2 separate regions of the Homo sapiens genome follow, and region 1 is linked to region 2. Evidence: read pairs that join two places in POLR2A ChIA-PET (ENCODE). Cell type or tissue: B cell. All regions are shown on one strand.

Evidence for each region. Peaks named below come from ENCODE experiments on the same cell type or tissue, not always from the same donor. Only the 100,000 strongest peaks of a DNase experiment are listed, where the experiment ranks them.
Region 1: POLR2A ChIA-PET joins it to region 2 with 8 read pairs; 2 of 35 experiments call an interaction of 5 or more read pairs at or near these places.

Annotation. Positions count from the first base shown.
Region 1 is chr1:87,043,233-87,047,232 of GRCh38, reverse strand. The region is part of intron 1 of HS2ST1 (heparan sulfate 2-O-sulfotransferase 1); the gene reads right to left. It also overlaps the pseudogene LOC100421465 and the pseudogene LOC100421468. Among named protein-coding and RNA genes, the nearest start is that of LINC01140, 85 kb to the left of the region's middle. RefSeq lists an enhancer at 2,097-2,196. In B cell, no CTCF peak of the experiment used is centred here; DNase peaks (open chromatin) are centred at 1,042 and 2,202; H3K27ac peaks cover 1,092 bases.
Region 2 is chr1:86,878,728-86,882,727 of GRCh38, reverse strand. SELENOF (selenoprotein F) reads left to right here. Exons shown (of 5, transcript NM_004261.5): 3 at 2,003-2,066. Among named protein-coding and RNA genes, the nearest start is that of SELENOF, 33 kb to the left of the region's middle. In B cell, no CTCF peak of the experiment used is centred here; no DNase peak of the experiment used is centred here.

The DNA.
Region 1 (4,000 bases), 160 kb before region 2:
GCAGATAAGAAGATGAAAGACGTTTGTCATTAGAGAAAATAAAAGGAAAACTACAATGAGATAACACAAAAATTTGTAAGAATGGCTAAAACTGAAGACCGGTCATACCGAGACTTGTCAAGAATGTGGAGTAACTGGAATTCTCATGAACTGCTGGTGGGAATATAAAATGAGACAACCATTATGGAAAACAGTTGGACAATTTCTTAAAAAGTTAAACATATAGGCTGGGCGCAGTGGCTTGTGCCTGTAATCCCAGCACTTTGGGAGGCCAAGGCAGGTGGATCACCTGCGGTCAGGAGTTCGAGACCAGCCTGGACAATATGGTGAAAGCCCGTCTCTACTAAAAATACAAAAATCAGCTGGGCGTGGTGGGTGCCTATAATCCCAGCTACTTGGGAGGCGGAGTCAGGAGAATTGCTTGAACCCAGGAGGCGGAGGTTGCAGTGAGCCAAGATCGCACCATTGCACTCTAGCCTGGGCAACAGAGCTACACTCCATCTCAAAAATAAATAAAATCGACATGCACAGCTTTTTACATCTAGAACCTGCCGGTCTTTCAGGCCTAACTGGGGTTCATTCTGTTGATCTGATGCATTCGTTTCTTCTCCTTGACTTTGTACTTCAGCCCAGTCCAACAGAACTGGAGGTTTCCTTTTCCGCCATAGTTTGTCCATTATCAACAGATACCTGATGTCATCTTTAAAAAGCTTGGTAAAAAGTTTAACTGGATTATATCCAGTTGATTTAGCCCATTCCTTAGTGGAAATACGTTTAATGTCACCTTCTTTATTAGAATGTTCTAGCTCTGGCTTTGGCTTCTGTTGGTTCCCAGGCAGCTTCAGGGTCAGCTCTGTCAGGAGATACTTCTTAAGTACTTTGCCCAAAAGATGCAATGTATAGGTTCTGAAGGTGTGTTACAAATTGTACAGTCAGGAGAGGTTCTCTGGGTTGGCTTAGGATGACATTCGTAACACTTGGTCACACCCTCTTTGATAGTAGTTACTTGTCCAAGATACCCAGCAGTTCCACTTTCAATAAGAGGAACAACAGCTGCCAGGCACACTCTATTAACACGGTTTTGGGCAGCTCTGTTATCTAAAGCATTCATAACCAATATAAACTGTCAAAAATATGCCACATTATAGTCAGGGTTCATGATGCTGTCATGGTAGGCAACCATATTAGCTTTCAGGTAAAACTGCAGTGCACTTTCCCTGGCAACCTGTGCCTTTGATCTTCCAACATGTTTCTTTTGAAACAAAAACTGTTGAGGTTGCTGACATCAATAGTAACCAGATCAATCAGGTCGACGTGGGAGAAGCCGGTGAGCACAAGGTTCTTAAGGAGCTCACAGCACTGAGACTCTGAGAGTTCATTTAGCAGAAAAGGGGGATGGAGCTGAGCTCACATGGGATAAGGATGACCCATATGCAATGGATTTTGTTACCTCTGCTACAAACCTCAGGATGCATATTTTCAGTATGAATATGAAGAGTAGATTTGATATCAAATCAGTGGCAGGGAATATTATTCCTGCTATTGCTACTACTAATGCAGTGATTGCTGGGTTGACAGTATTGGAAAGATTGAAGATCTTATCAGGAAAAATAGACCACTGCAGAACAATTGTTTTGAATAAACAAGCAAATCCAAGAAAGAAGTTTCTTGTGCCTTGTGCACTGGATCCTCCCAACCCCAATTGTTACATATGTGCCAGCAAGCCAGGTGACTGTACGGCTGAATGTCCATAAAGTGACTGTTCTCACCTTACGAGACAAGGTAGTGAAACAAAAATTTGCTATGGTAGCACCAGATGTCCAAATTGAAGATGGGAAAGGAACAATCCTAATATCTTCTGAAAAGGGAGAGACAGAAGCTAATAATCACAAGAAGTTGTCAGAATTTGGAATGAGAAATTGCAGCTGGCTTCAAGCAGATTACTTCCTCCAGGACTATACTTTATTGATCAACATCCTTCATAGTGAAGACCTAGGAAAGGATGTTGAATTTGAAGTGTTGGTGATGCCCCAGAAAAAGTGGGGCCAAAACAAGCTGAAGATGCTGCCAAAAGCATAACCAATGGCAGTAATGATGGAGGTCAGCCTTCCACCTCCACAGCTCAAGAGCAAGATGATGTTCTCACAGTTGATTCGGATGAAGAAGATTCTTCAAAGAATGCTGACGTCAGTGAAGAAGAGAGAAGCCGCAAGAGGAAATCAGACGAGAAAGAGAATCTCAGTGCAAAGAGGTCACGTATAGAACAGAAGGAAGAGCTGGATGATGTCATAGCATTAGATTGAACAGAAATGCCTCTAAACAGAGCCCTCTTACTACTTAGTTTATCTAGGCAGAACCAGATTATTTGTTATGTCCTTTGTTCCAAAGGGGAAAAAATGGACACCAGTGACTTGAAAATGATTCTGCTCCCTCTGAAAGCATTCATTTTGCTAGAACTGTTAGACACACTGCAGTATGCTATACTGAAAGTAGGAATATAGCTTTAAAAACCCTTTGAACAAAGTATGTGCATAACCAGTCATGAGATAAAACAACACAATGCATGTTGCCTTTTTAATGTAAATACCCTTAGGTATCATTAACAGTTTCAAAATATTGTGGTTAAGTTGATACCTGGTTATAAATATCATGCCTTTATTTTTGGCTAGAAAAATTAATTTTAGCCTAGCTCTAACCATTTTCATACTCTGACTGAAACAGATTCAAAGAAGTATCAAATGCTATGTATTGAAACTTGTTTTTAAATGTTAAATGGCACTATGTATATTAATGTAAAACAATGTTAATTTACTCACGTTTTCAGTTTGTACTGCCTGGTATGTCTGTGTATGAAGCCAATTTTTGTGTATTGTTATAGTTTCAGGTTATTTATAGTTGATGTTTTGTAAAACTCAATGGCTATACTTATGGACCAAATAAATGGCATCTGCATTCTTGTTACAAAATTAAATAAATAAATAAATAGTAATGGTGTCAACTAGAAAGCTAAGAACTGGTAGAGCTGTAATGTCCAAAAATGTCGGTACTGTTACTGCTATTTATTTAATGATTTTTATTTTCCTATTTTCTAGATCTACATAACAAAAATAATGCCGCATTTCAAAATTATGTGACTAAATAGTGCTAGTATTTACTACCACAGACCCTTTCTCCTCCCCAGTGTCTTGGCCTGCTGAACTGAATATAGATTATCAAAGATTTGTTGTGAGCCTAACATTTCAATGGTTATATAAATTTTACAGCATTTTACCTTACTTGCTCTGAGACTTCAAATACAAAAGCATTTTTCTAAATTTTCTAAAATAAACATTACTATTATAATCCAAAGAAAATTTATTCTCACAAAATATGGTACAAATATAGTCACCCAACTAAATATTAAATATTTATTTCTATACATATATTTCATAGCTTCCTGTATATATTTATTGATAAATACTAAAGCTGATATATGGAAAGGCTTGATATATTTAGTAAGGTCATGTTTCAGAAGCATTGTTAATGCACATAAGACATATACATCCATATTTTCCAACAAGAAAGATGTTATTTCGGTTCCAAACAACCACACTTAAGGCAGGGTGCAGACATACATAGAATATAAGACAGGACTGTAACAATAAAGTCTTCAGTTACTTTTCACTTCTGGCTACATGAATATAGTAAACAAGATACCTCCAGCAGTTGATTCTTGGGGATAAAAAATCCAATTACTATCTTGCTTTACAATAAATTTAGAATAAAATGTTTTGTTGATTATTAAATCAGGTAAAGCATAAGGTACTTTAAACTGATTATTTGGTCTCATAAAATGATTCAATCTAAAGGCTTAATTTAGAGCCACCTACAAAATGATCCTGTATTCTACATTGTTAATCTTAAAAGTTTAATAGTTCTTAAACTTACATAATTTATTATTTTTTACCCAGAATAATCAATGTAGGACTAATTCTGATGAAATAAATCTAGATTATTTCCC
Region 2 (4,000 bases):
TGAATAATGTTGCTGTGAACATGGGTGTATAAATATCTGTTTGAGGCCTTGCTTTCACTTCTTTTGAGTATATACCCAGAAGTAGAATTGCAGATCATATGGTAATTCTATTTTTAATTTTTTGCAAAACTGCAATTCCATTTTCTGTAGCCACTGGACCACTTCTCATTCCCAACAGCAGTGTACAAGGGTTCCAATTTCTCCACATCCTCATCTCTTTTTTTTTTTTTTTTAATAATAGCTATCCCAGTGATGTGAAGTGGGATCTCATTGTGGTTTTGATATGCATTTCCCTAATCTCTAGTAATATTGACCATCCCTTCATTAGCTTATTGGTAATATGGCCTTATATTTTTCAAGATTTTTTTTCTGGAGTTGTCTAACCAAGATTAGCCATATCTTTTTGAAAAGCAACTTATTGCATAAAATTAAGTTAACCTATTCTTTCTTTCTTTCTTTTTTTTTTTTTTTTTTTTTTTTGAGACAGAGTCTTGCTCTGCTGCCAGGCTGGAGTGCAGTGGCGTGATCTCGGCTCACTGCAACCTTCGGCTCACTGCAACCTCCGCCTCCTGGGTTCAAGCAATTCTTCTGCCTCAGCCCCACGAGTAGCTGGGATTACAGGCATGCGCCACCACGCCCAGCTAATTTTTGTATTTTTAGTAGTGACGGGGTTTCACCATGTTGGCCAGGATGGTCTCTATCTCTTGACCTCGTGATCCGCCCACCTCAGCCTCCCTAAGAGCGGCAATTACAGGCATGAGCCACCATGCCTGGCCAAATTAACCTATTCTTAAAGTTTTATTGCTGCAGTGACCCTTAGAGATCATCAGAATTCTTAATCTGAAATCCATCATTGGTTTCAGAGTCCATGAACAGCCTGCATTAAAGCGAAATTCTATCAGATTCTCAGAAGGGTCAGTGACTCCCCAAAAACGTAAGAATTGATCCAGCCCAAAGTCATCAAACTGTTAAGAATCATTGTCTTTTTAGGTCACATTAAGGTAGTTTTTTAATCACTACTTTATGCCTTTCTGTATTTTCCAAACTATTTTAAATAAACATGCATAGGGCATGTGTTGTTGTTGTTGTTGTTGTTTTTAATTAAGTAAATGCTGTTTTAGAACCTGAAAAAATAAAGTCCATCTTTCTTGAACCTCCATAAAAAACAAATCTAAAAACCAAGAAGAAATGAAATGGATATGATACGTTCTTAAAATTGCCAGCCTTCTCTTATGGTCACAGCATTTCCAAGTATATTCCTGCCCTATAAAAAGAATAGTCAGGCTCTGCAACTACAAAAAAAGTGGTGTTTACCATTGAATCCATTTCAGCTGAATTCATTGCAATAAAATATTTGCATTTGAGTTTTTTATAATGAGCTTTTACTATAAAGAGAATGTGCAGGTTCTATAGCTAGAAAAGAGATACTTACCATTGAATCCATTTCAGCTAAATTTCATTAAAGGAAAATATTTGCATTTGAGTTCTTTATAATGAGATTTTACTGCTTTTCTTATAATATCTCCACATAGTACTTTCTATAACGATTGTTTTAATTTTAAAACTTTGATCACTTAATATTAAAAGCCACCAGAAAGAATTTTTATTAAGTAACTATCTTGGATAGATGATATATACCTATATTCAGTTTATCACCCTAAAAAAAAGGTAGGAAACCTTTAATATTTTGTAGCGCTTCCTAGGACATCTTACCTATTTAAAGTTTATTGTCAAATCTCCTTATCTCCTTCGGTCTTTTTGGCTAGGTTTAAGAATAATTGAAGTAGGTTGGAAGTTTCTCTACCATTTATTATACTTGGGCCTCCATCTTCTCTTCCATTAGACTGGAACTACATGGTCCTGTCTGGCTAACCAGCTTTGACATTTCTTTGATCTATATATCTGCTAACTGTAATGTTTATACTGTGAAAATTTATATTTATTTTATAAGTACATTTTTAATTTATACCAGTTTTTTAAATTCCTGTTTTTCCTTTTGTAGCTGTATGCAGGAGCTATTCTTGAAGTTTGTGGATGAAAATTGGGAAGGTTCCCTCAAGTCCAAGGTATATAAAATTTACTCCAGTAAACTGTTCAGTCATTTAAAATCAACATTTTATGTGAATCGTTTTCACTATATATTCCCAGGAATAAGAATTTTTAGGATTATACTTTCTTAACAATATATGCTTTTTTTTCAATTTGTTTTCATGGAAGTGGTTTGTTAAAGTAATTGGTGAATGCTATGTTACTTTAAAAAAAACACAATATATGAAATTTAGAGGCCAGGCGTGGTGGGTCACACTCAGCTCATGCCTGTAATCCCAGCACTTTGGGAGGCCAAGGTGGGTGGATCACGAGGTCAGGAGTTCGAGACCAGCCTGGCCAAGATGGTGAAACCCCATCTCTACTAAAAATACAAAAATTAGCTGGGCGCGGTGGCGGGTGCCTATAATCCCAGCTACTCGGGAGGCGGAGGCGGGAGAATCACTTGAACCCGGGAGGCAGAGGTTGCAGTGAGCCGAGATCACGCCACTGCACTCCAGCCTGGGCGACAGAACGAGACTCTGTCTCAAAAAAAAAAAAAAGAAATTCAGATTTAAAATACAACACATGAAGGGGTTATTTTCTTAAAAGAAGAGCCTTTCCTTTGCCGGGTGGGAATTTTGCAGGAGCCTTTCCAAGATGTAAGTGTAATTTCTTTAAGTAGCACACCGCTGTAGTTTATTTTAAATGTGAATTGATTTATGTGGAACAATTGCATTAAGAGTAGACCTGTACAAAATAACAAATCACCAAGGAAAGAAGTAATTGCCAAAGAATTTGAAATACAAAAGAGAGAAAGTCATATGTATATATCTTCACAGGGAATTTTGGGTAAACATGTTAAAGGATAATTGTGAAGGTATATTCTTTGGGTTGACATCCAATAGTAATGAGGAGCTTTGCATTGCCAAGAAAGGCTTGAACTAAGGCTTTTGTCTTGCATGTCACTTTGAAAATCAGTTTTATGAAACTGAACTTGTCTGAAGGTAATAACGCTTTCTCTCTTTTTTTTAACTGAAATACATAAGTATTCAATTTACATACCTCATTCTACCTCGATTTTTGCTGACATTCCCGTGATTTCTTGCCTTATTTAGTTAATGGCAAGAGAATTTTTTGGATTTAATATTTTATAACATTGCCTGTATTAGCACATGCTTTTTATTGCTGACCTAGAATTGTTTATAATAAAATATTGATCATTTGGCACAGAAATGTAATATAGTAGTTTGACTTGGGATACTTAATGAGGCCCAAAGCAGATACATATCTAATCAAAAACAGTCTTTGTTAGAATAACACATTCTGATGTAGCAAAGAAGATATTTACTTTTGCTTGGGAAAAAAATTTCTTACTCTGATTTATTTATTTATTTATTTTGCCTCAAACACTTAAACTCAGAATTGTACCACAGTTGTTTTGGCTTTTTTATATCCATTCTCTGAATGATAGTGTGAGCATTCTTATTTCTAGAAAGTTTTAGCAATTGATTTTTAGCTGCATTGATTATTTATACTTACTTGTTTTATTAAAAACAACATTTTATAACTTAGATTTTCATGAGAATCAAGAGTAGCTTAGATACTGTGATTGGCCTTCCTAGTTATGATATCAGATTTTATTATCTACCGTAATATATATTTCTTATGTAAATTATCAAACCTTGGGTATATATATCATACTGTCTTTTCCTTTTGAAAACAATTGAATTTTAATGCTTTGTGTAAATATTTAATTATCTACTTGCTTAAAATAAAAATTATTAATTCCATAATGTGTAACTGTATTTAATATTGTTATGTATAATACCAGTATTTTCTGAGCCCGTGAAAAGTTGTTATAATTGTGATAAAACCATTATTAAATTCCCACCCTCAGAATTTCCATCTTAAAGATATTCTGAAATAGAACATGGAGAGTTGTTGATTTATACAGTAATTACAAATACCAAAC